5 separate regions of the Homo sapiens genome follow, and regions 2, 3, 4 and 5 are each linked to region 1. Evidence: chromatin loops called from intact Hi-C (ENCODE). Cell type or tissue: endothelial cell of umbilical vein. All regions are shown on one strand. Links, peaks and the distances in the headings refer to the core of each region. The heading gives the core; the rest is flanking DNA. Region 1 has its middle 98 kb from the start of PODXL. Region 2 overlaps LINC-PINT (long intergenic non-protein coding RNA, p53 induced transcript). Region 3 overlaps PODXL (podocalyxin like). Region 4 has its middle 25 kb from the start of PODXL. Region 5 holds the start of PODXL (podocalyxin like).

Region 1 (6,055 bases), core at 585-5,584:
ATAAGAATTTGGGCTGGGCACAGTGGCTCACACCTGTAATCCCAACACTTTGGGAGGTTGAGGCAGGAGGACTGCTTGAAGCCAGGAGTTTGAAACCAGCCTGGGCAACATAGCAAGACCCCGTCTCTACAAAAAGTTTTTAAAGTTAGCTAGGCATGTTGGCCTGCACCTGTAGTCTCAGCCACTTGGGAGGTTAAGGTGGGAGGATCACTTGAGCCCACGAATTTGAGGTCGTAGCGAGACCACTGTACTCCAGACTGGGCAACAGAGCAAGACCCTGTCTCTAAGGAAAAAAAAAAAGAAAGAAAAAAAGATTTTTTTGCTCTTCAGGAGCCAATTTCATCCCCTTCGGGTGGTAACACCCTTGTGGAGAATGTCAGCAGGGCTTGAAGTATTACTGATTTATTCTCTCTGCGTCAGATGCTGGTGGAGAAGAAGAAGGTAAAACCATAGAGAAATGTTTCCCAAACTGATATTCCCCAAACTGTAGTGTGGAGAGGCGGTTCCCAGGAAGGACTCCATGACCAAATGTACCTGGGAAATGCTGAATGCAACCCCCACCTCTTGAAAAGTCATTTTATCAAAACATCTGGGTAGCTACTTCAAAAAACTGTTTATTTTTACAACTTAAATTATGTTTTACCAATATATCCTAAGTTGACCATCAATCTCTCATTTTTCTCTTGTCTTCTCATTTTTTCCCTCTCTGCATTTGAAATTTTCATAAATTAATATTATAAAAATTAACTATATTATAAATATTAATTGTATTATATGATAGTGTAACTATTAATTCTATTATAACATTATATTAATTTTATAATATTGTATTATGATTATATTGATTATATATTATATACAATATTGTGATATTAATTATATTATTAATATTATAAATTACATAGAGTTAATGTTTATAGAACATCCTTTTGGAAATAAGCCATAGATACAGAGTTGCTTTGTATCCCAAGTCAGTCTTGCTGGTGACATTGGCCTGTTTAGGTGAATAAGCAGCTTTTTCTGTGATCCAGTCAAGCCAGGCCAGTCAGATCAAGGAGCTGTGACCATCAACTCCAAGAGAACACAGAAGCCTCAGCCCACCCCGCTGTATTTCAGCCAGGTGCAGGCAGCAGGAACCCAAGAAAAGAAAGACATCATGGCAATGTCATTAAACCCTCACTTACTTTGTGCCAGACAGCGAAGCTGCCACTGGCAGGCCGCACTCTCTCTGTGGGGGCCGCTGCTACCTGGTGGGAGCCCACAGCACAGAGCATGGGGCCCTGGCCTCCTAGGTCCAGGCCAATCAGCAGAGGTGCCTGGCTGCTCTAAGAGCCCCTCTTCCCCAGGCAGCACCAGCCTGTCGCCTTGAAATCCCCTGCCCTGTCTCCACTCTCCTATCCCAGTCATGTTCTAGAAAAGGGGCTACACACCTGGCTTCCGGGAGCTTCATAGACCGATTGCATCAGAATCTCAGAGCATCAGAATGTGAGTTTCACACAGATGAGTCTGAAAAGACCGGTGTGTGTATTCCTGAAACACTAACTCTTAAAGGCCCCCATGTCAGACGCTTTGGGGACAACAGCCTTGGCTCAGGTGAAGCCCCCTGATGCAGGCTTGTTGCATTTATCTTGATGTGGCCTCTTAGCTGTAGTCAGGACCCTGGAGGGCAGGATGTGTTTGTTCATCTTTTTTGTCCCCAGTATGTAGCACAGTGCCAGGCACGTGCTGCGGATTTAATGAATACTTGTTACATCAGTAACCAAATGTACAAATGAATGAAGGAATCATCGCGCACTTAGGGCAGAGCTATCAGCCCAGGCAGCTCTGTCTAAAGGACCAGGGCCTGTTCTTTAGGGAGAAGGGATCAGTAGTTAAAACTAGAACAATACCTGGACAGCACATCTGCAATTACTCACAGCATTTGCTTTAATTGCTTAGTAAATCCACACAATGTAACTTTATGCGTCTCAAATAATTCCCTTGTTTTTTTTGAAAATCCTTAATAGAAAATACACAGCAGGTGGGTGTTACGTGGAGTAGAAATGCCTGACCGCTGACACCTGGCCACCTTTCCCGTAAACTGGCAGGGACGGAACCTGTGCTGGGATCCTGGAGGGGCTGCTCCACAATAGCCACCTGATTCTGAGGGGGTTGCAAGCTCATCCTGTACCTCTCCTGTCATGCCTGAGGAGCCTGTGAGCTGCCACATCCTGTCACAGCCCCCTCCTCAGCCATGTCATCCTCACGACTGCCCTGGGAGGCAGGCAGCCTTGGAGACTTCACTCCCATTCACGCTGAGACGTTTAGGGAAACCTGAAATCCGACCCCCTTGGTACAGAGCTGAGAGAAGGAGGTAGAGGCAAGACGCTGAGGAGAAGAGACACAAGCAAAGAGGGGAACAAGGACCTATTCTCAAAAGAGGATGCGCCCAAGCCACGGCCGTGGTGAGACGCCCGGTTGCCCTTCCACTCTCGGCCACCAGGTGGCGGGCACAGGCCAACTAAGCCAGGCAGGGCTCAGGAGCAGCTGCCCAAAGGGCGGCCCAGGCAGAGACAGCACTGCCAAGGTGGGAACATGCCCAGGAGGACACCGCACAACACACACCACACACACCCCTACAACACATACCCCACAACACAATGTACCACATACCACACAAGGCACGCCACACACACCCCAACACACAACACACACACCCCTATAATACACACCCACAACACAACACACAAAACATACCACACCCACAAAACACACAATGCATCCCAACATCAGCTACACACACATACCCACAACACAAACCACACATATACACCCCAACACACACCACAAACACCCCTACGACACACACCCCACAACACAATGCACATATCACATAACACACACCACACATACACACCCCAATACACACCCCTACAACACACACCCCTACAACACAATTTACCACACAACTCACCACACATCCATACAACACATACCCCACAACACACACACACAGTACAACATACCACACAACACACATCACACACCCAACACAACACACAATGGACAACTCACCACACATACCCACACAACATAACACACAACACACACATCCCTACAACACACACCCACAATACAATGTACCAGACAACACACAACACACGCAACATACACACAACACATAATGCAACACATAAACCCTACACACACGTCACACAACACACACACAAATACACACCCCCACAACACATACCACTACAACACATACCACAACACACACACATCACACCACACACACAACACACAGCATACACACCCTACATATACAATACAGCACCCACACACAGCACACACAACATACACCACAACAAACACATACAGCACACACAAAACACATCACACACACACACACCCCACACACGCAGCAACTGCTCACTATCCCTCCACTTTGGGAGATGCTGGATTCTTCTGCCCCACTCCACACCCTGCTTATTCAGCCTCCAACCCCAAATGACCCCCCACAGCACTCCTCCCCTTAGTCTCCTGGTATCTACAAATTCCAAAGTGCCCTTCATCATCTTTTCCCAAACACGCCTGCCCAGGCCTTTCCCTCCCACTGTCCCCCCATCTCCACCGTCCACTCCTCATGAGGGAAAAATAAAACCTCCCCACAGCGGAACACTTTCTGCTTCGCCAGGAGTTTTCCCACCTGCTTTCCTTTTGACCGTCTCAACCATCCTAGGAGGAAATTATGAGGACTGCCATTAGATGAGTCAGAAAGCAGAGTCTGGGAGGCTGAGCTCCTTGCCCGTCCAGATGGGAGGACAGAGGCCAGCCTTCAGATCCCAGGGTGCACCTCTGCGACCCCCACATCCCACAACCAAACCTGCGTTCCACTCTACTCCCTCTCCAGACACACACCTGTCACCGCAAAGAAGCCCAGGTGTGATGGGAGGGACAGGTGAGGGGAATCGAGAGTCACTCCCCAGATGAGGCAGAGAGCCCCATTCCACAAGGCTCCATCTGCTTTTCCAGAAGTCTCTGCCCTGGAAAAGAGGCACTCACAACCAGAGCTGAATTCTCTAGGGCTGAATTCTCAGTCTTCTCTGCACAAAAGCAAAGAAGACTGAGAAAGTCACTTGCAACTTAGTGAATGGTCGTTTACTGCTGGAATTTGTCCCATGTGTTTATGACTCAGCACAGGGGCTCCAGGGACAAAGGTTCTCAACACCCTGGCCACACGAAATGGGAGCTAGGTCTCTGTGGGACTGAGGCCCCCTCCCCCCCTCCCCCCCTCCACAATTCCCAGCTTCAAGTTGTTTTAAGTACAGCAGAGGGACCCAATCCTCCTTTTGGAGGCAAGAGGCATCTGCATAAGCCCTGCCTGGATGTCATTTCTTCACCTGCATCCATAGCACCTTCAGGTGGCTCCTGTAGGGATGTTAAGAAGCAGTAATTAAGGCTGGGTGCCGTGGCTCACACCTGTAATCCCAGCACTTTGGGAGGCCGAGGCAGGAAGGATCACGAGGTCAGGAGTTTGGGACCAGCCTGGCCAACATGGTGAAAACCTGTCTCTACTAAAGATACAAAAAATTAGCTGGGCGTGGTGGCACGCACTTGTAATCCCAGCTAATCGGGATGCTGGGGCAGTAGAATCGCTTGAACCTGGGAGGCAGAAGTTGCAGTGAGCCGAGATCATGCCACTGCACTCCAGCCTGGGCGACAGGGCGAGACTCCGCCTCAAAAAAAAAAAAAGGCAGTAATTAGGACTGAACACCTAAGACAAGGGACAGGCAGAGGGTGGGGACAATTAACTCAGACACAGTGCAGGTCCTGGGGCTCAGGCCTCTTTCAGGTCAAACTCTGTTTTCAGCCCCCGGGGGCCTTCCTGACTTCCCACACGGAGCCCCTTACAGCCCTGAACCCACTTTAGGGTGGCTTTCAGACCTTGGGGTGTGGACACCTGCTCCTGGCCTTGGGGGGGCTTCTCTCAGGCTCAGCCTCCTGCCCAGAGCTAGGACTTAGGTGAGTCAAGTGAGCACCCAGGGCACAGATGTGCAGGGCGCTTCCTCTCGGGGCAGGTACTACAGCCTGAGCACCTCGCTGCCTCCTGCTAGCCCTGCTCCAAGCTACCCTTTCCCCTCCCATCCCTTCTTCCACCTCACACATCCATTTCTTCATCCCAAACGTGGAGATCACAAATCTCACACAGTGGGTGTGAGGCCCAAATGAAATGTCACCATTTCAAAAATGCAGGAATGTTTGTTCATTTTTCTTATTTCTATCTTTTGAAATGCTTCCCAAAGCAGTAGAGGTTCCTAGCTGAATCCTTCATTCAGAACGTGTAAACATGGCCAAGGAATGAGGGCTTGTTCTGGTGGAACAACCGTGTTCTTGGGGGTCAGGGAGGCGGGAGGAACAAAGACCTTTTCCACCTGCAATGGAGGTTCCCGAAAGTGTGAGAACTTCCTAAAGACCGTCACCTAAGACGTTAAAACAGTCCCTGGAGTTCAGTGGGTGTGCAATAATGGCCAGTAACAGCATAGTCCGAATCCAGGCTGGACACATCACACAACAGATGCGAGGTACCCCATGCTAAGATAATGTGGCATAAGAAACTGTGGTCTCGGCCAGGCGCGGTGGCTCACGCCTGTAATCCCAGCACTTTGGGAGTCCAAGGCAGGTGGATCACCTGAGGTCAGGAGTTCAAGACCAGCCTGACCAGCATGGTGAAACCCTGTCTCTACTAAAAATACAAAAATTATCCGGGCATGATGGCGTGTGCTTGTAATCCCAGGTACTCAGGAAGCTGAGGCAGGAGAATCGCTTGAACCTGAGAGGTGGAGGTTGCAGTGAGCCAACATTGCGCCCAAAGAAAAAAGAAAGAAAGAAAATGTTTTCTTTCCACACAACAGAACTTGATGCAGCTGTGGAAAGGAAGGAAACCTGCTACCTGCCACAACACAGAAGAACCTTGAGGTGAAGTGAATGATTACACATATGTCCATGAAAAGATTCCCCTTACTTAAGGGATCTAAAGAACTCAACCTCACAGCAACAGAAAGTAGGATGGCGG
Region 2 (6,055 bases), core at 400-5,399, 580 kb after region 1:
GTTGTTAGCTAATCGCTATCATTAGTGTTAGTATATTTTATGTATGGCCCAAGACAATTTTTCTTCCAGTATGGTCCCGGGAAGCCAGAAGATTGGATACCCCTGCTTTAAACCTACCATGATAATTGGATACTGTGAGATTTTTATGTGTAAAATGTAGTCCAGATGGATAGCATTTGAATTCCCAGGATACATAGCAGTAATTTTTTTGTTTTTCATAGCAGTAAATTTTTTGGTGTTTTTGAACAAACTCGAAGTCTATTATTCACTGCGGAGTACCAAGTAGGATTCTCTCATTAGCAGATAAGAGAAAGCAAAATATTGTGTCTTTACAGGAGAAAACTATGTATTCAATTAAGATAGGGTGACAAAACCCAAGTGTGAAACCTACTAGTGGGGACTGGCAGAAAGATACCCTATTTAAACAGTGTTCTGTCCTTACGTAACGTTATTCTCTAATTGGCATCTCTTAGAAAATGGCTGGATTTGGCCCACTTAGTTAAGTAGGTCCAGGAGGGGCAGAGACTTGGAGTTTATTCATTTTGGGAGGAAGCCCAGAATAGTCAATAGAACTAAAGGTATGACGATAGTGTTAGGTGCATGTCCTGTAATGTAGTTGGAATCCTAAAAACTGGGATAAGTTTGAGGTGTAGGGGTTACCCGATTACAATTTATCCCTGGTTTTTGTCTTCATTGTCTGCATTGCTGTTAGGTTTTCTGAAGCCTTGTCTTCTCTAGTTTAAATTGGAGCAGGAATTATTCTTTGATAAAAGGCAGTAGTACCTCAGCTAACTTTCTCACTCAGAATATATTTAGTCAACAGATAACTGTTGACACATACTAAATACAAGTTCATTACATACTTTTGGAGGATATAAAGATAAATCAGGCAGAGTTTATTCTTTTCTCATGTAATGGGGGTGGAGGCGATGGACCATCATTTAATGGTTGAGAACTGGGGTTCTGCAGTCAGACCCAAGCTGGTTCAGACCCTGGTGTTGCAATGTACCAGATGTATAGCCTTGGAAAAAGCTACTCAATCTCTACTAAACCTTCCAAGGCTATATATCTAGTGCATGTCAACACCAGGATATGTATAATAGTACCTATGTCATAAGGATGGCTGGAGGCCTATGAGATAATGGTTGTAAAGGGTTTAGAAGACTCCCCAGAGCATAGTGAGCCCTCTCTGAACACTGACAACACACACAAATGAACAGAGGTGCTTTATGGACCCAGGGGGTTCTGGCTTTGCTGATGTCCAGTGTTAGAGGTATGGCTTGGGGAGTTACCTATATTGGAAGCAATCACTCAGACTGTATGTCACTGGATGACTTGCCAGAGGCAAACAAGAAACAACATGGCAGACACAGAACCTTATTTTTTTATCCACAAAAGTGGACTGTATTTTTCTGTTTGCTTTGATGTTTTGTTTGTATTACTTTGTTTTTTGTTTTTGTTTTTGAGACTGAGTCTCGCTCTGTCGCACAGGCTGGAGTGCAGTGGTGTGATCTTGGCTCGTTGCAACCTCCACTTCCCGGGTTCAAGCGATTCTCCTGCCTCAGTCCCCCTAGTAGCTGGGATTACACACACTGCCACCGTGCCCGGCTAATTTTTGGAGATGGGGTTTCACCACATTGGCTAGGATGGTCTCGAATTGTTGACCTCAAGTGATCCGCCCGCCTCAGCCTCCCAAAGTGCTGGGACGCCTGGCCTGTTTGTATTACTTTGTGGTAACTCTGCCATTAGGGGAGTTGAATCAGACTCATCTGATATGAAGATGACTTAATCATTAATTATTTTAGTACACAATTATTGAGTCTGTTTTTGCACCCATTATGGGTTCCAGCACTAGATCTAGTTTATTAGCACTGAAAGTAAATTAAAGACTAAGCCATATTGGTGGTTGGCTCACAGACTTAGGAGTTTGGCTGGCTGTTAAGGATCGGAGTCTGTAATATTAGAAAGTTTTCAGGCAAAATGAAAGAAACAACCAGATAATAATTTGGTAAATAATAAAGGAGTGGTGAAGTTGGATTTCCTTAGCTGACTCTTTTGCTCAGACATTGTGGTCTCAACTTACTTATCTCTAAATATTTAAATAGATTACTGACTGGCCTGGGATGTGGTTTGTTCTTTAAAAAAAAATGTTATGTAATATTTGACCCATACAAAAGGTTATATAATTCTGTACAATTAATAGGACGTTATTAACACACTGAAGCTACCGTGTGAGGAGGTGCCTCACTCATGTACTGCATTATTATAGCTTGCTAAACATACCTTGGTTAATAAGGAACTATTTCTTGAATGTCACTTCCTTGTCTCCTGCCACGCATCTGGTGGTGGGCCCGGAGCCCTTGTTGACCAATAGGCTCAATATTTGTGAGGGAGACCTGGACAGCAGAGTAGAGGTGTGTTAGGACACGCTGGGCCCTGCCAGCATTTGTGTCTGTCACCTCTAACCACGAAGAGGATAATGACTTGAGAGAGCAGTGCCTGCTGCTGCAGCTCCTCCTTCCCAATCTCAAGTGAATACCTCTTGAATTCCTCTAGCTGTAGCCTAGAATCATGTATAGAAAAGGATTCTGGGAAATGTAGTTCCCCTTAACCAAATGCTAACAGTACAAACTGCAGTTGTGCAGTTAAGTATGTGTTTGTACTTATTTGTTATACTGGAAACAGGAGAGATATTTGTAATTATTTCTGCTTAAAAGATATCAGAATAGTTATTTACTATTCAGGTATCAGATTTGTTTAAAAATGACATTTAACTTGATTATATCATTATTTTCTTTTCCATTAAACCCTAACAATTTTTAAAGCCATGAAATAACTTAAAAAACAGAAGTAATTTAATCTTACCCTCTCCTTTGGAAAGAAAATATTCCTTTTTTAAAGTGAAAGCAAGTTTCAAAAAAAGAAAAGGAATAAAGAACGGCTACTCCATAGGCAGAGCAGCGGCCTGGTCTGCTTGACTGAGTATCCTTGCAGTTATTTCTGGATTATATGCTAAACAAGGGGTGGATTATTCATGAGTTTTCCAGGAAAGGGGTGGAGATTTCCCGGAACTGAGAGTTCCTCCCCTTTTTAGACCATATAGGGTAACTTCCGGACATTGCCTTGGGATTTGTAAACTGTCATGGCGCTGGCAGGAGCGCCTTTTAGCATGCTAATATATTATAATTAGTGTATAATGAGCAGCGGGGACGACCAGAGGTCTCTTTCATTGCCATCTTGGTTTTGGTGAGTTTTGGCCGGCTTCTTTATGGCATCCTGTGTTATCAGCAGGGTCTTTGTGACCTGTATCCTGTGCCGACCTCCTATCTCATCCTGTGACTAAGAAAATATTCTTTTAATTTGACAAATCAAGTTGGATCTCATTGTGCTAAAAAAGGTTTTTAAAAATATTATCCAATACAGTGCCATCTAGTGACAAATCATTTACTTGCTGGTTATTGAAAATAGTTGACTACAAGTTTTATGTCCTGATAAGTCAGGAACTTCACTTCTAATTGTGCAAATTCTTAAGACATATTTTAAGCGACTATTTCTAAATAAATAAAATATTTGTAAATAGAGAGCTGGAAAATATTTTCTAACCCTCAGGTTTTATACATATGTATCACAATGTGTCTTATTTAATGCCACGTGGACCCAGGAGTAAAATCAAAATCAGTGTTTTGTCTAATAAGGTGGTAATAGGATTATTTTAGAAATGTGATGTAAAGGAATGAGCATGGCTTTAAAATCAAACAGACATGAGTTTGTCTATTTGGACTTATTTTTCTTATGACTTAGCAGGTAATTACTACCTGCTTGGAAGTGCACCAAGCACTATATAGGTACTGCCTCATTACATATTCACAAAACTCTATAGGTATTTTACAAATGAGGAAACCGGCCAGGCACGGTGGCTCACGCCTGTAATCCCAGCACTTTGGGAGGCCGAGGCGGGGGAATCACGAGGTCTGGAGATCCAGACCATCCTGGCTAACACAGTGAAACCCCGTCTCTACTAAAAATACAAAAAAAAAAAAAAAAAAATTAGCCGGGTGTGGTGGCGGGCGCCTGTAGTCCCAGCTACTTGGGAGGCTGAGGCAGGAGAATGGCGTGAACCCGGGAGGCGGAGCTTGCAGTGAGCCGAGATCGCGCCACTGCACTGCAGCCTGGGCGACAGAGCAAGACTCCGTCTCAAAAAAACCAAAAAAAAAAAAAAAAAAATGCGGAAACCAAGGCAGGGCAAGGAAGTGTTATGGTGCTTACTTCATTGTTTTTTGTTGTTGTTGTTTTTTGGTTTTTTTTTGTATAGAGATGTAGTCTCACTCTGTCACCCAGGCTGGAGTGCAATGGCGTGATCTCGGCTCACTGCAACCTTCGCCTCCTGGGTTCAAGCGATTCTCATGCCTCAGCCTCCCGAGTAGCTGGGAACACAGGTGCCCGCTACTGTGCCCGGCTGATTTTTTTATTTTTATTATAGACAGGGTTTCACCATGTTGGCCAGGCTAGTCTCAAACTCCTGACCTCAAGTGATTCGCCCACCTTGGCCTCCCAAAGTGCTGAGATACCTCATTGTATTTTATTGTGTGTGTTTATGTGTTTCTGTAATAAAAGAGTGCCCCTTAACAGAGAAGGTCTTACTCAAGAATATTGTGTTTTTCCCTGCCCCTATTATAGACTGGTATGTCTGCAATTCAACTGCTGAATATTTGATTTTTTTCTTTGTCCATGAAATGAAAACACAATACCCTTGACAAGAACAATAGTACATTACATTGTTTTGATAAAATATCATTGTTTTCTCTATATTCAAGAGTGGAAAATATATGTAATTTTTTATAAAGGGTATTATACAGTGGCACAAGCACTAAACTAAGCAACTCTGGGTTCTAGTCTCTACTTGGCCACTTTTAAACTAGTGTTAATTTAACTCTAAAGTTGTACATGCACACAACCCGCATATTCCAAGAGCTTGTTAGGTACAAGGCTTGTTACAAAGACCAGCAGTCTCCCCGCTGTCACTCCTGCCCCATCCCTTGCTCTCTGAGCTCAACTCTTAGAGCGGATTGTTCTGCTTGTTTACCTCCAGCTCTCTAAACAGGCATTGCTCTATCCTCTTCTTACTTTTTCAGTGTTAGGCATTACCTTTGACCTCTCATGATAAAGGAGAATTTATCTTTTTTTTTTTTTTTTTTTTTTTTGAGATGGAGTCTTGCTCTGTACCCCAGGCTGGAGTGCAGTGGCGCCATCTCGGCTCACTGCAAGCTCCGCCTTCCAGGTTCATGCCATTCTCCTACGTCAGCCTCCCGAGTAGCTGAGATTACAGGTGCCCGCCACCGCGCCGGCTAATTTTTTTTGTATTTTTAGTAGAGACGGGGTTTCACCGTGTTAGCCAGGACGGTCTCGATCCCCTGACCTCGTGATCTGCCCGCCTCGGCCTCCCAAAGTGCTGGGATTACAGGCGTGAGGCACCGCCCCGGCCAGGAGAATTTATCTTATGCACCCCCACCCCATGTGCATAGCCCTTTTCTTTTCATTATAATTACATTTTGAATAATTCAGCATTTACATTGTTAGGACTTTGAAAACATTATTCCCAGCTGAGTTATATAATCTATGGTTGCCTTTTCTTTCCAGCACAACTTTTTGTTTTCCCTGGTGTTAATAATTCTTTTCTTTTCTTTTTTTTTTTTTTTTTTTTTTTGGAGGAGGGCTTTGTTTGTTTGCTTAGATTTTATGTACTTTTCCCGTGTTCATCCCTAAACTCTTCCCCCGGTGTAATCTACTTGTGTCGAAAGTGTTAGGGTGCTCTGAAACAGCGTTGTCAGCCTGCAGGCAGCCATCCTCTCTGGCTGTGTTGTCTTTTCTCGAGTTAGCTGGAACTCTCTGCTGCCTCCCAGAGGGACGGTGAGACTTAGAGTCTGGCTGAACGTGAAGCCCTATTTGTTTGTGACTAAGACTGCTTGTCAGCAAGAACTGTCAAGAATGAGTCTTCTGACAGGCAGAAGCACTAATTAGCTTTTACCGTGACCAGTCATGAAGAAGCAGAGTAGGT
Region 3 (6,055 bases), core at 689-5,688, 140 kb after region 1:
ACCAGCCTGGGCAACATAGGGAGATCCTGTTTCTACAAAATTTCTCAGGTGTCGTAGTGCACACCTGTGCTCCCAGCTACTTGGGAAGCTGAGGCAGAAGGATCACTTGAGCCCAGGAAGTTGATGCTGCAGTGTATCATGCCACTGCACTACAACCTAGGTGATGGAGCAAGACCCTGTCTCAAAAAAAAAAAAAAAAAGAGAAAAAAAAGCACCACAGTCAAAGCGTGACCCACAATTATTTATAATACATTCTCATTTCAGAGACATGGAAAGATGTGAATCTCAGAAGTCATGAATTATGTTGCTTAAAGCCTTGTAAAGGGAGTGTCATTTGAGTTCTCATGACACACCAGAGCATGAGTGAGCAGGACATACATGATAAACACTCTGTTTCTCCAAGACTTTTTTTTTTCTTCTGAGACACAGTATCTCTCTGTCTCCCAGGTTGGAGTGCAGTGGTGCTATCTCCTGGGTTCAAGCAATTCTCCTGCCTCAGCCTCCTGAGTAGCCAGGATTACAGGCATGCGCCAACACGCCCGGCTAATTTTTGTATTTTTAGTAGAGACGGGGTTTCACCATGTTGGCCAGGCTGGTCTCAAACTCCCGACCTTGTGATCCGCCTGCCTCAGCCTCCCAAATTGCTGGGATTACAGGCGTGAGCCACCGTGCCCAGCCAAGACTTTCATTTCTTCCTATACATTGTTCCAGGGAATTTCTGACAACTCAGCTTTATTTAATGTAGGTTTCCATTGAGTCCAGGTTTCAGTCATCCAACTAAGAAAGCAATGAGAACTACCTGTAGCTGCTTGAGTCAGCATATTGGATCCAAAACCTATGCTATGCATACCCATACTGGGTAATTCAGCCTGATGTAAAATTATCATCATCCTCCTTTTGATACAGCACCCTTATGTTAAATATCCATAAATATTTGCAAGTTTTTTTGTAGATATTTTTAGTGTGTGAGCCTTCTCCTAGGTCAGAGTCTGTGTTTTTCCTCCTGGGACATATTGGAATCTGACTGTTGTTATAGGTATGAAGAAAATAAAGAGCAGTGGGGATCATGATGAGATTTGGCTTTCGGTGCCAATGAGCTGAAGTGAGGTTATTGAGGATCTTACAGGAGAGCAGTGGTAGAGCTTCCTGGCAAGTGAATTCCATTGAAGATGGAGATTTATGGGTAGTCTGATTCATCTACACCCTCTCATGTCACCATTTAATTCTCTAAGTTGGCCAGGCGCGGTGGCTCACGTCTGTAATCCCTGCACTTTGGGAGGCCAAGGTGGGCGGAATATCTGAGGTCAGTAGTTCGAGACCAGCCTGGCTAACATGGTGAAACCCCATTTCTACTAAAAATACAAAAAATTAGTTGGGCATGGTGGCGTGCACTTGTAATCTCAGCTACTTGGGAGGCTGAGGCAGGAGAATTGCTTGAACCTGGGAGGCTGAGGTTGCAGTGAGCCGAGATCGCACCATTGCACTCCAGCTTGGGCGACAGGAGCGAAACTCTGTCTCAAAAAAAAAATTCTCTAGGTCCTATTTTCACATAAGAGACCTGGTGAGCTTATGAATTAAGTTAACACCCTAATTCGGCAACTCACGGAATTAAGCTTTTAAAGTCTTTTAAAGGGCCCTCTCAGCCCTTCAGCTGCAAACAAAGAGACTCCTTGAATGTGTTCTTGGAAAGTCTCTGGTTTTCAGTCTGTGCTTTTATAGGAGGTTTAGGAATTTGAATTTGTTGTTCTCTTTCTTGAAACCAGTAGTTTTTACTGGCAGTGATTTTGTCGCCGTCAGGAGACATTTGGCAATATCTGGAGACATTTTTCATGGTTACAACTGGAAAGGGGCGTGCATGTGTATTACTTGCATCTAATAGACAGAGGCCAGGAATGCTGCTCAGCATTCTGCGTATAATGCATAGGACAACTGCCTATAACAAGAAATATCCAGTTCAAAATGCCAATAGTTTCAGAGTTGACAAATCCTGTTTTAAGCTGTTCACCACTGTAAGAAGCAACCATCCAGGGCTGGGTGCCATGGCTCACACCTGTAATCCCAGCACTTTGGGAGGCCGAGGCTGGAGGATCACTTGAGCCTAGAAGTTTGAGACTAGCCTGGCCATTATAGTGAGATCTCATCTCTACAAATTAGAAAAAAAAATTAGCTGGGTGTGGTGGTGCGTGCTTGTGGTCTCAGCTACTCGGAGGCTGAGGTGGGAGGACTGATTGAGCCTAGGAGGTCAAGGCTGTAGTGAGTCCTGATTGTGCCACTGTACTCCAGCTTGGGCAACAGAGCAAGATCCTGTCTCACAAACAAAACAAAACAAAAAACAATCATCCCACCAATTTCTTAATTCCCTAAATATGCTGATATAGTCCCTTAGCAATCTAGTATCTTGCCAGATGACACTATGATGCCATCAATAGTAAGAAGCACTGTTACTTTATGAACTACTAAGAAGAAAAAATGCCTGTCAAACCCTCACATTGCACTGTTCCCCCCGCCACCCCACTTTTTTTTGGAGACTGTGTCTCACTCTGTCACCCAGGCCGGAGTGCAGTGGCACAATCTTGGCTCACTACACCTCCGCCTCCCAGGTTCAAGCTATTCTCCTGCCTCAGCCTCCTGAGTAGCTAGGATTACAGGTGCCCGCCACCACGCCTGGCTAATTTTTGTATTTTTAGTAGAGATGAAGTTTCACAATGTTGGCCAGGCTGGTCTCAGGTGACCTCAGGTGATCCACCTGCCTTGGCCTCCCAAAGTGCTGGGATTACAGGCATGAGCCACCGCACCCAGCCTGTATTGCTTTTTAAAACACATTTGGTGAGTGTGCCTTTCATACTCTGGCAGCAGCCACTGGGCCACACCAAAGCCACTTCCTGGGCACTTCACTCTAGATTAGAGGTGATAATGTGACTGCTTATCCTTGAGATATCATGGGACACTTGCAAGTATTCCTTAATACTTGCAGAATTTTGACTGCCCTTTGTCCCCAGTAAGGCCTGACAACCAATCCTTGAAGTCTTGCTGCTGGCGGCTACTCCTGATAAACATTTCTGCTTTTCAGTAGCAAAATGTGTGTGTAAAAGATATGGGGATACTGTCCAGTGTATGGAGTAGCTGGGATTGCTGGAGGCCACATGCAGGGCTACTTTGAACCTCACTCAAGCCAGGCTGTAGATTCAGGGAGGCCAGCGCTGCTTACCCATGCCAAGCACTAGGTGGCGCTGCGGCCCAGGATGAGTGCTTGGCCTCACCTCCATGCATGATGTCACCACTCCTGCCTGCAGAGCCCGTCACGGCTGGAATGAGACTGCACGTTCATGGTGGCACTGCCACCTGCTTATGCTCATCCCAGGGGAGGCTGGCAAGGCAAAGAGCTGGCATTTTCATAGGAGCATCAACATAGGAGGCAGATTCTGCTGCCATCAAGTCTCACGGGGTGCGGAACTCCCAAATATAGAGAAATGGTATGGGTGCTGGCTGGCACAGAGTACGGGATGCAGCCATCAGCCCCCTTCCCACCACTCCCTTCTGCTCCAGACAGAAAACTAGGAATCACCTTAGATTCTCTTCTTCCCTCACTTAGGACATCAACAAGCAGTTGATCTCCAAAACAGTCTTGACTCTCTCCACCTTTTGTCTCCAGTGTCAATAGCTTCCTGTGGCCAACGCTGTTCATTCCATCTGGATTACTGTGATTGCCTCCTAACTTCTCTTTCCTCTTCCACACACTCTTCTTTCCAGTCTGCATTCCCCAAAGCAGCAGGAACAGGTTTCTCTGTAAGTCATCCTATAAAACTTCTGTGCTTTAATGCCTTCAGTGGCTTCTTTTTTGCACCAAGAATAAAATCTGGAATCTGCATGTTGGCCTCTGAGGAGTATGATCTTATGTCTCCTTCTTCTGCGTAGGATGTGATTTTTTTTTTTTTTTTTTTTGAGACGGAGTCTTGCTCAGTCGCCCAGGCTGAAGTGCAGTGGTGCCATCTTGGCTCACTGCAACCTCTGCCTCCCGGGTTCAAGCCGTTCTCCTGCCTCAGCCTCCCAAGTAGCTGGGATCACCACGCCCAGTTACTTTACTACCATCACCACGCCCAGCTTATTTATTTTTTATTTTTAGTAGAGATGGGGTTTCTCTATATTGGCCAGACTGGTCTGTAACTCCTGACCTCAAGTGATCTGCCTGCCTCAGCCTCCCAAAGTGCTGGGATTAAAGGCATGAGCCACCACACCCGGCTGAATGTGATTTTTAAGAGGGCCTTTTATTCTCAAAAATGTCTGGTTTGGACGCTCAGTTGCTATCACTGTCATAAGACCCTGCATTTTCTCAGCCCTGAACCTGACCCCTCCTTACCAAACTCCATTCCTGCTTGTCTTCTGTCAGCAGCTTTCCCTACTCGGGGGCTTTGCAGATTCTGTTCCTTCTGCTGGGGACACTTCTCCTCCCATTCTTCACACAGCATTCTCCTTGCTATCCTTCAGGGCTTAGCTTAACCATCATCGCAGAGATGCCTTTCTTTCCCTCATTCGACATGGTCCCTCCCCGCTCGTCTCTGCATCATTTCCTTCCTCACTTCCTCCGTGTAGTAAGCAGATTTGACGGCTGCTCTGTCCAGGTGGTTAGTCTCTGCCTCCCCACCAGAGTGTTAGCTTCTTGAGGGTACGACTCTCTGTGTCGTGTTCACCATTGTGTCTCCATTGCCTGACACAGATCCTATTTCCTCAAGAAATGACAGGTGAAGCCACCATGCTGCATGCAGTCCGGGCACTCGGCCTTTCTTTCTTGGCACAGCTCACCTAGTACTGAAATAGTAATTTGTGTAATTTCAGTTTATCATCAGTTTCTCCTAGATATAACTTCCATGAGAACAGGGCCCATGTCTTTTTTGCTTAAGCTCAGAACAGGGCCAGGGCAGTTCAGGAAGCATTAGTCTGTGGAATTTTCTGTGGGCCACGTGCCTGGGAGCTGGGGAGGAGGAGACAGAGGTGTTCCTGGCAGCTGGTTCTGGGGTAGCATATTGAGAAACTTAAAGGGGATGTGTGTGGGGCTGGACGGGGAGGGCAGGGCATGCATGACAGCCTCCACGTGTGGTGGGCCTCATTGGCCTGGGCTCGCCTTCAGCAGAATTTTGCTTTTCTGACCCTGCTGCACTCCAAGCTGCCCTCTTAGAGGTTTCATGCCAGGCGTGGTGGCTCACGCCTGTAATCCCAGCTCTGAGGGAGGCAGAGGCGGGAGGATAGCTTGAGCCCAGGAGTTCAAGACCTGCCTGGGCAATATAGCAAGACCCCATTCTCCACAAAAAGGAAGAAGAAAAAAAAAAGACAGAAAAAAGAGGTTTCTTGAACCTCCGAAAATTCTGGATTCACCAAAGACCCAGGCCTTTAGCAAGGCAGACAGCAGGGCTGCGAGCAAGGCCTCTGAATCCTGGGGAAGAGCTGGAGAAGCGTGGTGAGGAAGCCTCCCAGCCCTAACTCCATTCTCTGTTATCTTTACAAACAGCAACCCAGACTACTACGGACTCATCTAACAAAACAGCACCGACTCCAGCATCCAGTGTCACCATCATGGCTACAGATACAGCCCAGCAGAGCACAGTCCCCACTTCCAAGGCCAACGAAATCTTGGCCTCGGTCAAGGCGACCACCCTTGGTGTATCCAGTGACTCACCGGGGACTACAACCCTGGCTCAGCAAGTCTCAGGCCCAGTCAACACTACCGTGGCTAGAGGAGGCGGCTCAGGCAACCCTACTACCACCATCGAGAGCCCCAAGAGCACAAAAAGTGCAGACACCACTACAGTTGCAACCTCCACAGCCACAGCTAAACCTAACACCACAAGCAGCCAGAATGGAGCAGAAGATACAACAAACTCTGGGGGGAAAAGCAGCCACAGTGTGACCACAGACCTCACATCCACTAAGGCAGAACATCTGACGACCCCTCACCCTACAAGTCCACTTAGCCCCCGACAACCCACTTCGACGCATCCTGTGGCCACCCCAACAAGCTCGGGACATGACCATCTTATGAAAATTTCAAGCAGTTCAAGCA
Region 4 (6,055 bases), core at 676-5,675, 72 kb after region 1:
ATGACTGGCTAATATTTTTGGATTTTTTGTAGAGGCAGGGTTTCACCATATTACCTAGCCTGGTCTGGAACTCCTGAGCTCAAGCAATCTGACCACATTGGCCTCCAGAAGTGCTGGGATTACAGGTGTGAGCCACAGCACACGGCCCAAGCATGCTTCTTTAAAACAACAACAAGGCTGGACGTCGTGGCTCACACCTGTAATTCCAGCACTTTGGCAATCGGAGGTGGGTGTTTCACGTGAGGTCAGGAGTTCGAGATCAACCTGGCCTACATGGTGAAACCCTGTGTCTACTAAAAATAGAAAAATTAGCCGGGCGTGGTGGCAGTCACCTGTAATCCCAGCTACTCGGGAGGCTGAGGCAGGAGAATTGCTTGATCCTGGGAGGCAGAGGTTGCAGTGAGCTGAGATCACACCACTGCACTGCACTCCAGCCTGGGCGACAGAACGAGACTGTATCTCAAAAATAAAATAAGATAAAAATAAAACAACAACACCTTTCCGAGACTCCACAGTAAAATCTCAGTCACCTTCCGGAGCCCTTGCCACCACAGCAGTGCCCCTCATCAGCACCACTGCCCAAGCCCAGGCCCTCGGTCCTTCCAGGCCACAGTCCTCAGACAGCCTCCCCATGGGCACTGGGATTCCAAGTCTCCTACACTGAGGCGTCACAGAAATAGACTTATGCTATCATTTGCTCTCGGCACTTCCCTGCTTGAGAACTTTCTATGGCTCCCTGTTTCTGGCTGCATCAAGTCTGAACACCTGTGTCTGGCTCTCAAGGCTCACTTCCACTTGTCTAACATCAAATCCCATGACTCTTAAGTCAGTAACCCCCACACAAACGTGCTCTTGGGGCCTCTATGCCTCTGCCTGAGCCGGCAATATTTCCTCTACCTTGTTAAGACTTCCTCCCACTCCAAGTCCTAGTTTTGTTAAATCCTCTTCCAGCCTTCCCATCATTCATTGGTTCAGCTTATTTTATTTTATTTATTTATTTGAGACAGAGACTCACTCTGTTGCCCGGGCTGGAGTTCAGTGGCACAATCTTGTCTCACAGCAACCTCTACCTCCCAGGTTTAAGTGATCCCCTCACCTTAGCCTCCCTAGTAGCTGGGACTACAGGCACATGCCACCATGCTCACCCAACTTTTTTATATTTATATTTTTTAGAGTTGGAATCTCACTATATTACCCAGGCTGGTCTCCAACTGCTGGGTTCAAAAGATCCTTCCACTTTCGCCTCCCAGAGTGCTGGGATTATAGATGTGAGCCACCATGGCCGGCCAATTCAGCCAATTTTAACTGAGCACTTTCTATGGACCGATGTGGCAGGTGCTGCCTCTGACCAGCCTCGACTCTTAGTTCCAACAGCATGAGTCACTCCTTCCACACACTTGGGCACAGACCCGGGAGGTCTTATAATGTGCCACATTACAGGCTTTGCGTCCCACCAACCATGTCACAAGCTCGAGGGCAACAACCTTGTCTCCTACGTCTTCTGTGTCCCCCATGGCCCTGGCTCCTCCACTTGGGAACTTCACAAACCACAGGCTCTCGATTTTTCATTTGGAAGACTAGCACAGGGTTGTCAACTTTTTATTTTATCAAACAAACACATTTTTTTCCTTTTTTTTTTTTTTTTTTTTTTGAGACAGAGTTTCACTCTTGTTGCCCAGGCTGGAGTGCAATGGTGTGATCTCGGCTCACCACAATCTCTGCCTCCTGGGCTCAAGCGATTCTCCTGCCTCAGCCTCCCAAGTAGCTGGGATTACAGGCATGTGCCACCACCCCCAGCTAATTTTGTATTTTTAGTAGAGACGGGGTTTCTCCATGTTGGTCAGGCTGGTCTCGAACTCCCTACCTCAGGTGACCCGCCCGCCTCGGCCTCCCAAATTGCTGGGATTACAGGCATGAGCCACCGCACCCGGCCCAAACAAACACATTTTTTAAATTACTGTGTTGTCATAAACAAAGTCACATTTTAACACTAAGAAAGGAGAAAGAACATAATCCTAGAATAAACTTTTGAAATAACGCTATACTGCTAAGCTTATTCAATTTCAAAAGTTGAATACACAACTTTATTTATTCAATTTCAAAAGTGGAATAAACAACTTTTGAAACTGAATAAGCTTAGCAGTATAGAAAAATTCAACATATTTTTCTTTTTCTTTGTTTCAGAAAATCTCAGAAAAAGAGGACAGTCTTTTCCATGGAATACATTTAGCAAGATGGAAGATTCATTACATGTCTTTTCTTTTTCAGTTCCCAGGGGACAGGTGACCACTTTATCAATGTCCATCCCAGCATTTGGGAGCCACTGTCGACAGCCCCTCACCAGGGCTGAGCACAGCTCAAGTGAGTGGAGTAGTCATTTGATCTCTTGCTTTGGTTATTGGCAGGGGAAGCTATCCTGAGTGTCCTCTCACCAGATCAGGACTGGGATCCAGGGACATGACTAGTCCAGGCAGTGCAGCGGATGACCCCACACCCAGCTGTCCATCCCCTTAGACTCTGTCTCAAACATTTGTCTTTTTTTTTTTTTTTTTTTTTTTTTTTTTTGAGACAGAGCCTTACTCTGTTGCCCAGGCTGGCTGGAGTACAATGGAGTGATCTTGGCTCACTGCAACTTCCGCCTCCTGGGTTCAAGCGATTCTCCTTCCGCAGCCTCCCAAGTAGCTGGGATTACAGGCATCCGCCACTATATCCAGCTAATGTTTGTATTTTTAGTAGAGACAGGGTTTCACCATGTTGGCCAGGCTGGTTTTGAACTGCTGACCTCAAGTGATCACCTGCCTCAGCCTCCCAAAGTGCTGTGATTACAGGTGTGAGCCACCCCACCCAGCCCATTTGTCCTGATTTTGTGCTCCTGGAAACTGGACTCTGTAGGCACGCAGGTGTTTGTGACACTCACTGCTTCCCACTCTTGGGCAGTGAAGCCCTTGAGTCTCAGAGGAGCCAGGAGGGAGGGGGCATCTGGAGTGGTGAACAGGAGCCGGAAGCAAATGAGTCCCAGACACAGACACCCCCACACCATGGCGGCACAGCTCCTGGGGTGAGAGCCCTGAGCTTCAGTCCCCTGCTGCTGGGGCTCTGCCCTCTCCTTTCCCTCTCTGAGTGGGGCCTCTTCAGGAGGGAAATGCAACCTAACTTTCCACTGCTCAGCCCTGCATCCCTGCAGCCGCTTCCAAAAAAAGCCATTGCTGCCTGGATGGGAGAGAGAGAGAGAATTTTTCCAAAGGATGTGTGTGTGCATTGTTGGGAGCAGCAAGCATTTCAGTGAACCCCGGGTCACAGCACAGCCTGACAAATGGCAGGAAGTTCAGGACTTGGGCCTGATAGTTTTTGCACAAAGGCCCCATAGCCCAGCCAGGTGAGCTGGGCCCGGGGACGGACACAGGGGCCACCACCCGGCACTTCCTGCCCTTTGTTGGCCCATGTGACAGCCTTCCCGGCGCTCCAAATGGCCTTTCTTTGGTGCCTGACTCCTGTGCTTTATTTATGGAGAGGAGCTCCTCAATATAGAAACGGGTGGGCCAGGAGCCGGCGGCAGGATGTGGGAATGCAGACTGGCAGGGTGCCCACCACCGGGGGCAGGGTTGCCGAATTAAAAGTATGTGGCCATAGACACCCAATAAGCCTGCCTGATATTTATATATCTGACAAGATGTTCCGCACGCTCCCCTGGCACATTTCAGGGAATCACAGCCTGTCCTGGCAGAAGGCCTCCCTGTGGCCCCACCCTTGGGTTCTCATGGCCTGGTTGGCCTCTGCCTGGGTGTGAGTCAGGTCACCTGCCCTGACCCTCCAAGGTTGCGTGGGCTTCTTGAAGGAAGGGGCCATTTCTTTCTACCATAGGATAACCTTTGTTGCTGGCATCCTGGGGGTCAGCTAGATACCTGGGATATGTATTTATGGGCAACAGTGCATGTAGGACCCTTTTATGCTCCCAATCTTTTCTTTGTTAGCATCATTTCTGGTGGAAATCTTCCCAAAGGCAACTACACATACCCCTACTGTCTCAGATAAGATACTTAGAACAGAATTTGCCCTTTTCTTGGAAATTTGGGGTCTCAGTTCTGAGTCCTGGGTGGAGAGGTAGAGAGAGCCCCGACCAGTTAGGTTTGAGATCCGGGCTCCCACGCTCACACTGCCTGGCTATCTGTGCAACCTGGAGCAAGTTTCTTTTCTTTTTGAGACAGAGTCTTGCTCTATCACCCAGGCTAGAGTACAGTGGCATGATCTCAGCTCACTGCAACCTCCGCCTCTCAGGTTCAAACAATTCTCTTGTCTCAGCCTCCGAAGTAGCTGGGATTACAGGCACACACACACACCTTGCAGAGGTTGGCCTGACAATACTGTTCATCTAATTCACATGTTCTGCAGTTCCATGATTTGTTTTGTACCATGTGGTCATGCAGTGATGTCAATACAAAAGTGATTGAGTTACACAAGGCCATTTATCCTCCACACTAACTCACAGCTGACTTTTTGAGTTCCCATGACCATTTTTGGTAGATTTCCTTCTTTCCTATCTTGACTTTAGGCTAATTTTTAAAAACTGATACTGTAGAGATGGGGTCTTGCTGTGTTGCCCAGGCTGGTCTCAAACTCCCGGGCTCAAGCAATCTTCCCAACTTGGCCTCCCAAAGTGCTGGGATTACAGGCATGAGCCACTGCGCCCGGCCTAGGCCAATTTTAGACCATTGTTTATGGATCCATCCACAGCAGCAACTCTTTCTCTTTCAAGTTTGTGACTTCTTGATCTGCTATAACTATATGCAAATCAAGTATGAACAGCTAAGAGTAAACATGTAAATGCACAGATTTATGTGTGTACTTGAGGCATAATTCTGACTAATCAATGACTTTGTGTTTCCTTTCTAATTCTTACTTTTTTTTGTTTGTTGGTTTGTTGGTTTTTTTTTTTTTTTTTGAGACGGAGTCTCGCTCTCTTGCCCAGGCTGGAGTGCAGTGGCACAATCTCGGCTCACTGCAACCACCACCTTCCAGGTTCAAGCGATTCTCCCGCCTCAGCCTCCCAAGTAGCTGGGATCATAGGTGCTTGCCACCATGCCCAGCTAATTTTTGTATTTTTAGTAGAGACGGGGTTTCGTCATGTTGACCAGGCTGGTCTCGAACTCCTGACCTCAGGTGATCTGCACGCCTCGGCCTCCCAAAGTGCTGGGATTACAGGTGTGAGCCACCGCGCCTAGCCTTTTTTTTTTTTTTTTTTTTTGAGATAGAGTCTTACTCTGTCACCCAGGCTGGAGTGCAGTGGTGCAATCTCTGCTCACTGCAAACTCCGCCTCCAGGTTCCAGTGATTCTCCTGCCTCAGCCTCCCAAGTTGCTTGGATTACAGGTGCCTACCACGACACGTGGCTAATTTTTGTCTTTTTAGTCAAGACAAGGTTTTACCATATTGGCCAGGCTGGTCTCGAACTCCTGACCTCAAGTGATCCACCCACCTTGACCTCCTAAAGTGCTGGGATTACAGGTATAAGCCACCACGCCAGGCCCCTTTCCTAACGTTTGACCCTATTGTGGAGAAAGGAAGTTGTCAGAAAGCCAAAAGCACCCAGCGTGGTGGCTCATGCCTGTAATCCCAGCATTTTAGGAGGCCAAGGTGGGCAGATCACCTGAGGTTAGGAGTTCGAGACCAGCCTGGCCAACACAGTGAAAGCCCCATCTACTAAGAATACAAAAGTTAGCTGGGTGCAGTGGTGTGTGCCTGTAACCCCTGCTACTCCGGAGGCTGAGACAGGAGAATTGCTTGAACCTGGGAGACGGAGGTTGCAGTGAGCCAAGATCGTACCACTGCACTCTAGCCTGGGCAACAGAGCAAGACTCCATCTAAAAAAAAAAAAAAGTCGAAAGCACAATGAGGTACTACTGTACCTTGCTAATATACCTCTATTATACCTTTATAGAACACAGCAGGAACTTAATAAATTATTGTTGAATGGGATATCCTCCCTTTCTACTAAAAAATTCACTGAGGGTATCAGTCTGCCTCATCCAAGTTTATTTCTGAGCAAAGGTGTGAAGTGT
Region 5 (6,055 bases), core at 538-5,537, 97 kb after region 1:
CTGTATCTGTATCTATATGTATGATGTTGTAACTGAGGGAAAGGCCCAAACTGGGCTTGCTCTGTTGATAACAAAATGTCACGTTGCTCCAGCATAAGCAATAGAAAATAGTTGGAACTCTAACAACAACCCCAAAACAATGAATTCTCCCTTGGAACTAAAAAGACTAAGAGACTTGATGGGAATCCGAATGCCAGAACTCTCTCAGAAGCCAGACGTACAATGGCTTGGAAGATGTGGGGCTAAAAGTCCGCCTCAACATACCTTTCTGTAAATGGTCAAATTTAAAGCCCTCCAATCAGATTCTGCCAAGCCAACATTCCTAAATCTTTTCATTGCCTTCTGATCCCATAAATTTACCCCAGGCCTCAAACTGGGGAGACATTTTTTCTTTTTTTTTTTTTTGAGATGGAGTCTTGCTCTGTTGCCCAGGCTGCAGTGCAGTGGTGCAATCTCAGCTCACTGCAGCCTACACCTCCCAGGTTCAAGCAATTCTCCTGCCTCAGCCTCCTGAGTAGCTAGGATTACAGACGCATGCCACCAAGCCTGGCTAATTTTTGTATTTTTAGTAGAGATGGGGTTTCACCATGTTGGCCAGGCTGGTCTCAAACTCCTGACTTCAGGTGATCTGCCCACCTCAGCCTCCCAAAGTTGTGGGATTACAGGCATGAGTCACCGTGCCTGGCTGGGGAGACAGATTTGAATTCACTCCTGTCTCTTTGCTGACCAGTTTTGCAAATAAAGCCGCTGCTTTTTCCAAAGCTAGTGCTTCATAGTATTGGCTTCTGTGCCCATGGGGCAGCAAAACCATTTGCTTGATAAAAATGCGGTGGCTCTCGCCAGTAATCCCAGCACTTTGGGAGGCCGAGGCGGGCAGATCACCTGAGGTCGGGAGTTCGAGACCAGCCTGACCAACATGGAGAAACCCCGTCTCTACTAAAAATACAAAATTAGCCGGGTGTGGTGGCAGATGCCTGTAATCCTAGCTACTTAGGAGGCTGAGGCAGGAGAATTGCTTGAACCTGGGAGGCGGAGGCAGCCTGGGCAACAGGAGCAAGACTCTGTCTCAAAAAAAAAAAAAAAAAAAAAAAAGTGATGTGCTGTTCTTGGTGGTCTGAGTAAGTAAAGGATGAATAAGAAAGACGCCATGTTAAAGAAGCTGAATGTCTGCTAGGAGAGCTAACGCATGTATACAAATAACCAAAATGCAACAAATCCCAGAAGGAATGATCCTGCAGAAACTTCCTGATGAAAAGCTTCAAAAACAGCACCCATAAAGTGCTTTGGGTTTCAAATATAAGCTCAGGTGTTCTGGGCTGGCGAGCTTGCTAGTTAGAGCACAATGCTAAATGGGGCCAAAGGCACAGGCCAGTTACCTGGGGGTAGCTCATCTCAGTGGCCACCAGTGACCTCAAAACCCAGCCAGCCTCATTCCAGAAAGCCACGTTGTGCATAAGTTGAGGGGGGCTGTTGGATACTGGGGAGAGTCCAGCACAATTGTAACTTTTCTATGTCTTCTCTAAGCCCAGATGTCTGCTCTCATTTTAATTTTGCATGATCTTGTAATGGCACCAATCCCAAATCATGTGAATTTAAAATGCCCTAAGCTTCAAAATATACGCTCTCTCTTTATAAAGTTAACATGATTGCTTCTGAGTTTTTAGATAAATTGAATGATTGAGTGCAAAAACACTGTTTAAATCAGAGTGCGATACACATTTTTTAAAATCCCAGTGTAAAAAAAAATATATATATATATTGCTTGGTTTCAGAAGAGAAACAAGCCTTTTGTTGACATGATATCAGGGGAACAGTACTAAAAAAACATCAAAGATAGTCACACACACAAATATCCCAGAGTATTCATAGGGAACACCCTCTGTCTTTCCCATATGCGGTGTGGAAAACGGGGCCAGAACGATCCTGCAGAAACTTCCTGATGAAAACAACCCCGTCAGCCCTTCCCAAGCTTGAGGCCGGCTGCCACGGAACCCCAGCCAGGGCTCCAGCGCTTCCTTCGCGGCTCCAGGGACGCAGTGCCCTGCAGGCATCGCCTGCTTGCAGCCGACTTGAGGGGCTCACGGAGTCCCCTGTGCCCGGGACGCGGCTAGATCCTGGAGAAAACCCCTCCACCCAGCCCCATCTGGCAGATAGACTCCAGATTAGCAACCCCGGAGTCACGTGAGCCAAATTTACGCCGTACCCGGGTTCCAAGGTTAATCACCCCTCGCCCCCTCCGCTTCCCGGCTCCGCCGATGTGCCTCCTCTTCAGGCGGGCCTGGGGTCTGCGTCTCCCAGGCAGCTTTGGGGGTGGAAAAAAGGAGGGGAGCGGGGGAGGGGAAAGGAACTTCTTTGTTCTTTCACCGGATAAACTCAGTTTACGGAATTCTCCAACACCCACTCCCACCCCCAGTGTGCAAATATCTCTGATCCTCACTTGGAGGGCGAACTACTTCATTCATTGAGACTTTTGTGTTCCTGGCCCTAGGCTAAGTATTATCTTGTAAGATCACATTTAAGTTTCCCAACAACCCCCTGAGGTAGGTGTTATTATCCCTATTTTACAGATAAAAAGAAATGAGGTACTGAGAATAGCTTGCCTAGGGTTTTACAATTAATAGATTGGCACAGTTAGGTTTTGAGCCCCAGCCTGTTTTGACCCAAAAGCCCTAATCTTTATAGCTGTTCTTTATATAGCAGGAATAAGAGTAATAACCACTCCTTGCAGAGCAATTACTATATTCCAGGCACGGTGCACGGTATTTCTCCAAACTTCTCTCAGAGGCAGGTTTGCCACTTACCCGTTATGTGGCCTCAGGAAGTTTCTTAACCTCTTTTTGACTCAATTGCCCTGTCTGCAAAATGAGGCTAAAAATATGGTTGTCATGAAGAGTAAAAGAATTAATATATGTAAAGCCTGGCACACATTCATCCCTGAAATTGTTGTTGCTGTTGTTTTTTAACCATCATCTCCATTTCACAGGTAAGGAACCTACCCTTGGAGAGGTGAAGGAGTGAATTAGTCCAGCTTGCCCGCTGCACACCTAGCTGCAGAGAGACCCCGCTCAGAAGCCGTGCGGGATGGGGGCCCCACAGGCAGGTGAATTGCACTTGGCAGGTGGGAGATGAGCTTCTCCGGGGTCGCTGCAGAACGCGCAGCAGCCCGGGAGGCCGTGAATGGTTATCAGTTACCACGCAAGGCTGGGGGTCCGCCCGCTCCGGATTTGCTCGTAGTGCGAGGGCCCCGGCGGTGTGCTGGGGGATCCCGCCGGGCCCACTTAGAAGCACTCGGGGGGACACACCTGTTCGGGACACCTGTGGACGGGGCCCGGCTGCACCGCAGGAGCCCCCCGCCCTGGCCCCCGCGCACACACAGCCCCCCAAGGCGCGGAGGCCGCCGGCCCTCCCGCCCGTCGCGCTCCAGGGCGGAGTTTCCTCCTCTGCTCATTGTTCACGGCCCAGCGCCCGCCCAGCCCCGGCCCCGGCCCCGCCCGGCCCGGCCGCCGCCGCTGGCGGGCTCCTGGGGGAGGGGGAGGGGCGGGGGCGGGGGCGGGGGCCGGCGCTGACGGGACGGGCCAGGAGTAGCCGCAGCCGCCAGTGGGGCCGCAGCCGCGCAGACGCCGCCCAGGACGCAGCCGCCGCCGCCGCCGCTCCTCTGCCACTGGCTCTGCGCCCCAGCCCGGCTCTGCTGCAGCGGCAGGGAGGAAGAGCCGCCGCAGCGCGACTCGGGAGCCCCGGGCCACAGCCTGGCCTCCGGAGCCACCCACAGGCCTCCCCGGGCGGCGCCCACGCTCCTACCGCCCGGACGCGCGGATCCTCCGCCGGCACCGCAGCCACCTGCTCCCGGCCCAGAGGCGACGACACGATGCGCTGCGCGCTGGCGCTCTCGGCGCTGCTGCTACTGTTGTCAACGCCGCCGCTGCTGCCGTCGTCGCCGTCGCCGTCGCCGTCGCCCTCCCAGAATGGTGAGTGGCCGGCCTGGGTTCCGCCGGGACTCCCACCGTGCCCATGTGCCCCCTGCCCGGCCGAGCTGCAGGGAAGCCCGGCGCGCCGCGTGGTCCGACCCCGAGCAGCCCTATCACCGCCGGGGTCACACACGGAGCCCTGACCTTGCACCATCCACGCCCCCTCCAAACTCCGCAGCGCGGCAGGTGCAGGGCCTGGGCGTAGATTCGTCTCCACTCTCCACTCGGGAGGAGTGGGCGGTGGATTCTGCCCGGGCAAACAGGGGCGCGCCGGTGCTAAGTGGGTTTGCATGGGAAAGAAAAGGGAGACCGCACCGCGAGGCTCCACGCTTCTGCGGGACTCTCGGGATCTGATTACACCTTTCCTTCGTGTTGGAGGGAATGAGGGGCTGTAGTGTGTATTCGTTAATTCCAGGCAAAGAGGCAGGCGAGAGGCTCCCGAGGAAGTCCCTGAAGCAGGTGACAAGCCTCCAGCCACGGCCCACGCGGGCGATGTACTTACCCGTTTGCAGAGGTTTTTTCTAAGTAATGTGTGCAGGCTCAACTCCTTGAGCCCGTGCTGGGGCAGGTACAGAGTCGTAAGTGGACCTTCCACAGTCCCAGAGTCACCTGGCTGAGTGGGGGTCCTACCTCCGTGTCCCTAAAACAATCGCTTCTTAGTGCGTGGCTACGATGGTGAGACCCCCCTCGAATCCTCTTGTTCAAACGGGAACTTGTTCAAACGGGAACTTCTCTCTCGTAGAATAGGATTGGGCTGCATTTTAGACACACCTTAGAAAATGTACCTGTCTCTCATGAAACACCTGCACCTCAGAAACATCCCCTCCCTGTTTCTTTTCAAGGTGAAATGTTACTCTTTCCCTTTTGGGGGACAGGCGATGGCTGCAAACTCAACCAGAACAGGTGTTCTTAAGCCCCTAGGGAACAGCCAGAGTCAGCTCAGCCCCACGGGAGAGGTGCATTTCTCATTCTCTTTTGCCCACCTGAGCACATGTCTGCAGGAAGAGCTGAGGTGGTGTGATCACCCTAGGGCCAGGAGGACTGCGGGGACAGCACAGACAGGGTAGGGATTCTGCTGTGAGCAGGTGCCGGCAGTTTGGGACTGGACTCTAAGGGGCCAGGGGAGATGGAAGGGCAGTACAGTCTCTCCTCTGCACCGCAGGAAACCTTTGGTAGTGGGCAGGCGCTGGCACTCAGGGAGCAGGCAGGCGTGGGCATCCTCCTGTGGCCGGCGGGAGACTCCACCAGCCTGACTAGAAAGGGAAGGTCCCGGCGGGGGGAAGAATGTGTGTCCCTGGAAGAGGGGCTGCAGTGTGAGGAACAGTCAGAACAGCTTTCAGAGTGGCAATCACTGAAGAGCCACACGACATGCAGGGTTGAGATGACACGAGAGTATGGTGGCTCCTTAGCCCTACTCTGGGGACAGCTGGACTTCAGGGTGGGCCTTCATACGAACCTTTTGTTGGGAAGCCTCTTAGAACCACCCAGAAGGGCGTTGGGCTGTGTCAGGAAAGAGGGGTTAGTCCCTAGTGCTTCTGAGCTTAAGGAAGCTGAGCCACCCTTCCTTTGAGGAGTGGGAGGCACTGTGGGACAAGACCCTCCCTGTCTGCCCTAAAAGGAAATGTTCATAAGTCACCAGTGGGCAAAGCTCTGACTCCAGCTCACTGCTGGCTTCAAGGATGGCACTGTTTTTCCTGGCACCTGGGCACTGCCAGAAACCATGTCTCTTCCATGAAGCACCACTTCTGGCCTAACACAGGGTTTGGCACATGGCAGAAGTTTGGTATGTGGCAAACAAAAATGACCATAACCCAGTGCCTGCTCTAACCAGCAAGTAACTTGGCCTATCTGAGCACTGTATGCATTATAGTATGCAGCACTGTTGGGAAGCACTTAGAAAAGTGCAAAGTGCTAAGTGGGGGATGGGGAGAGGATGATGATCATGATGGTGATGATGATTTGCATGTATTGAGGCCAGAAAAGGCTTGTGGGGGGCATGTTGCGGCAAGATTGGTCTGTTCAGTAGCTATGGTGCATTCTACACCACCCTCTAGGGACTCAGTAAGGCCAGCTCCATCCCTGTCCTTCTG

The links. Peaks named below come from ENCODE experiments on the same cell type or tissue, not always from the same donor. Only the 100,000 strongest peaks of a DNase experiment are listed, where the experiment ranks them.
Region 2: it touches region 1 in a loop (27-fold over the local background); 3 of 110 quality-filtered maps call a loop at or near these places.
Region 3: it touches region 1 in a loop (8-fold over the local background); 103 of 110 quality-filtered maps call a loop at or near these places.
Region 4: it touches region 1 in a loop (5-fold over the local background); 5 of 110 quality-filtered maps call a loop at or near these places.
Region 5: a loop joins it to region 1, with 6 times the contacts of the local background. A loop is called at or near these places in 65 of 110 quality-filtered maps.

The regions. Positions count from the first base shown.
Region 1 is chr7:131,651,293-131,657,347 of GRCh38, reverse strand. No RefSeq gene overlaps it. Among named protein-coding and RNA genes, the nearest start is that of PODXL, 98 kb to the right of the region's middle. RefSeq lists enhancers at 717-1,268, 4,349-4,916 and silencers at 2,324-2,618, 2,364-2,658. In endothelial cell of umbilical vein, for the core only: a CTCF peak has its summit at 2,463 (motif pointing right); a DNase peak (open chromatin) is centred at 2,507.
Region 2 is chr7:131,069,248-131,075,302 of GRCh38, reverse strand. The region is part of intron 2 of LINC-PINT (long intergenic non-protein coding RNA, p53 induced transcript); the gene reads left to right. Among named protein-coding and RNA genes, the nearest start is that of LINC-PINT, 38 kb to the left of the region's middle. RefSeq lists cis regulatory regions at 1,486, 2,322, 5,250 and enhancers at 1,414-1,558, 2,250-2,394, 5,178-5,322. In endothelial cell of umbilical vein, for the core only: a CTCF peak has its summit at 3,407 (motif pointing left); DNase peaks (open chromatin) are centred at 2,612 and 3,252; H3K27ac peaks cover 1,245 bases.
Region 3 is chr7:131,510,882-131,516,936 of GRCh38, reverse strand. PODXL (podocalyxin like) reads left to right here. Exons shown (of 9, transcript NM_001018111.3): 2 at 5,504-6,055. Among named protein-coding and RNA genes, the nearest start is that of PODXL, 43 kb to the left of the region's middle. RefSeq lists an enhancer at 2,804-3,663. In endothelial cell of umbilical vein, for the core only: a CTCF peak has its summit at 3,211 (motif pointing right); DNase peaks (open chromatin) are centred at 3,236 and 4,566; H3K27ac peaks cover 2,024 bases.
Region 4 is chr7:131,578,961-131,585,015 of GRCh38, reverse strand. No RefSeq gene overlaps it. Among named protein-coding and RNA genes, the nearest start is that of PODXL, 25 kb to the right of the region's middle. RefSeq lists enhancers at 243-743, 2,703-3,307. In endothelial cell of umbilical vein, for the core only: no CTCF peak of the experiment used is centred there; a DNase peak (open chromatin) is centred at 3,255.
Region 5 is chr7:131,554,170-131,560,224 of GRCh38, reverse strand. PODXL (podocalyxin like) reads left to right here and starts at 3,597. Exons shown (of 9, transcript NM_001018111.3): 1 at 3,597-3,965. The coding sequence starts at 3,866. RefSeq lists an enhancer at 2,662-3,209 and silencers at 3,177-3,296, 3,327-3,386, 3,467-3,976. In endothelial cell of umbilical vein, for the core only: no CTCF peak of the experiment used is centred there; DNase peaks (open chromatin) are centred at 1,954, 3,214 and 3,574; H3K4me3 peaks cover 3,487 bases; H3K27ac peaks cover 2,253 bases.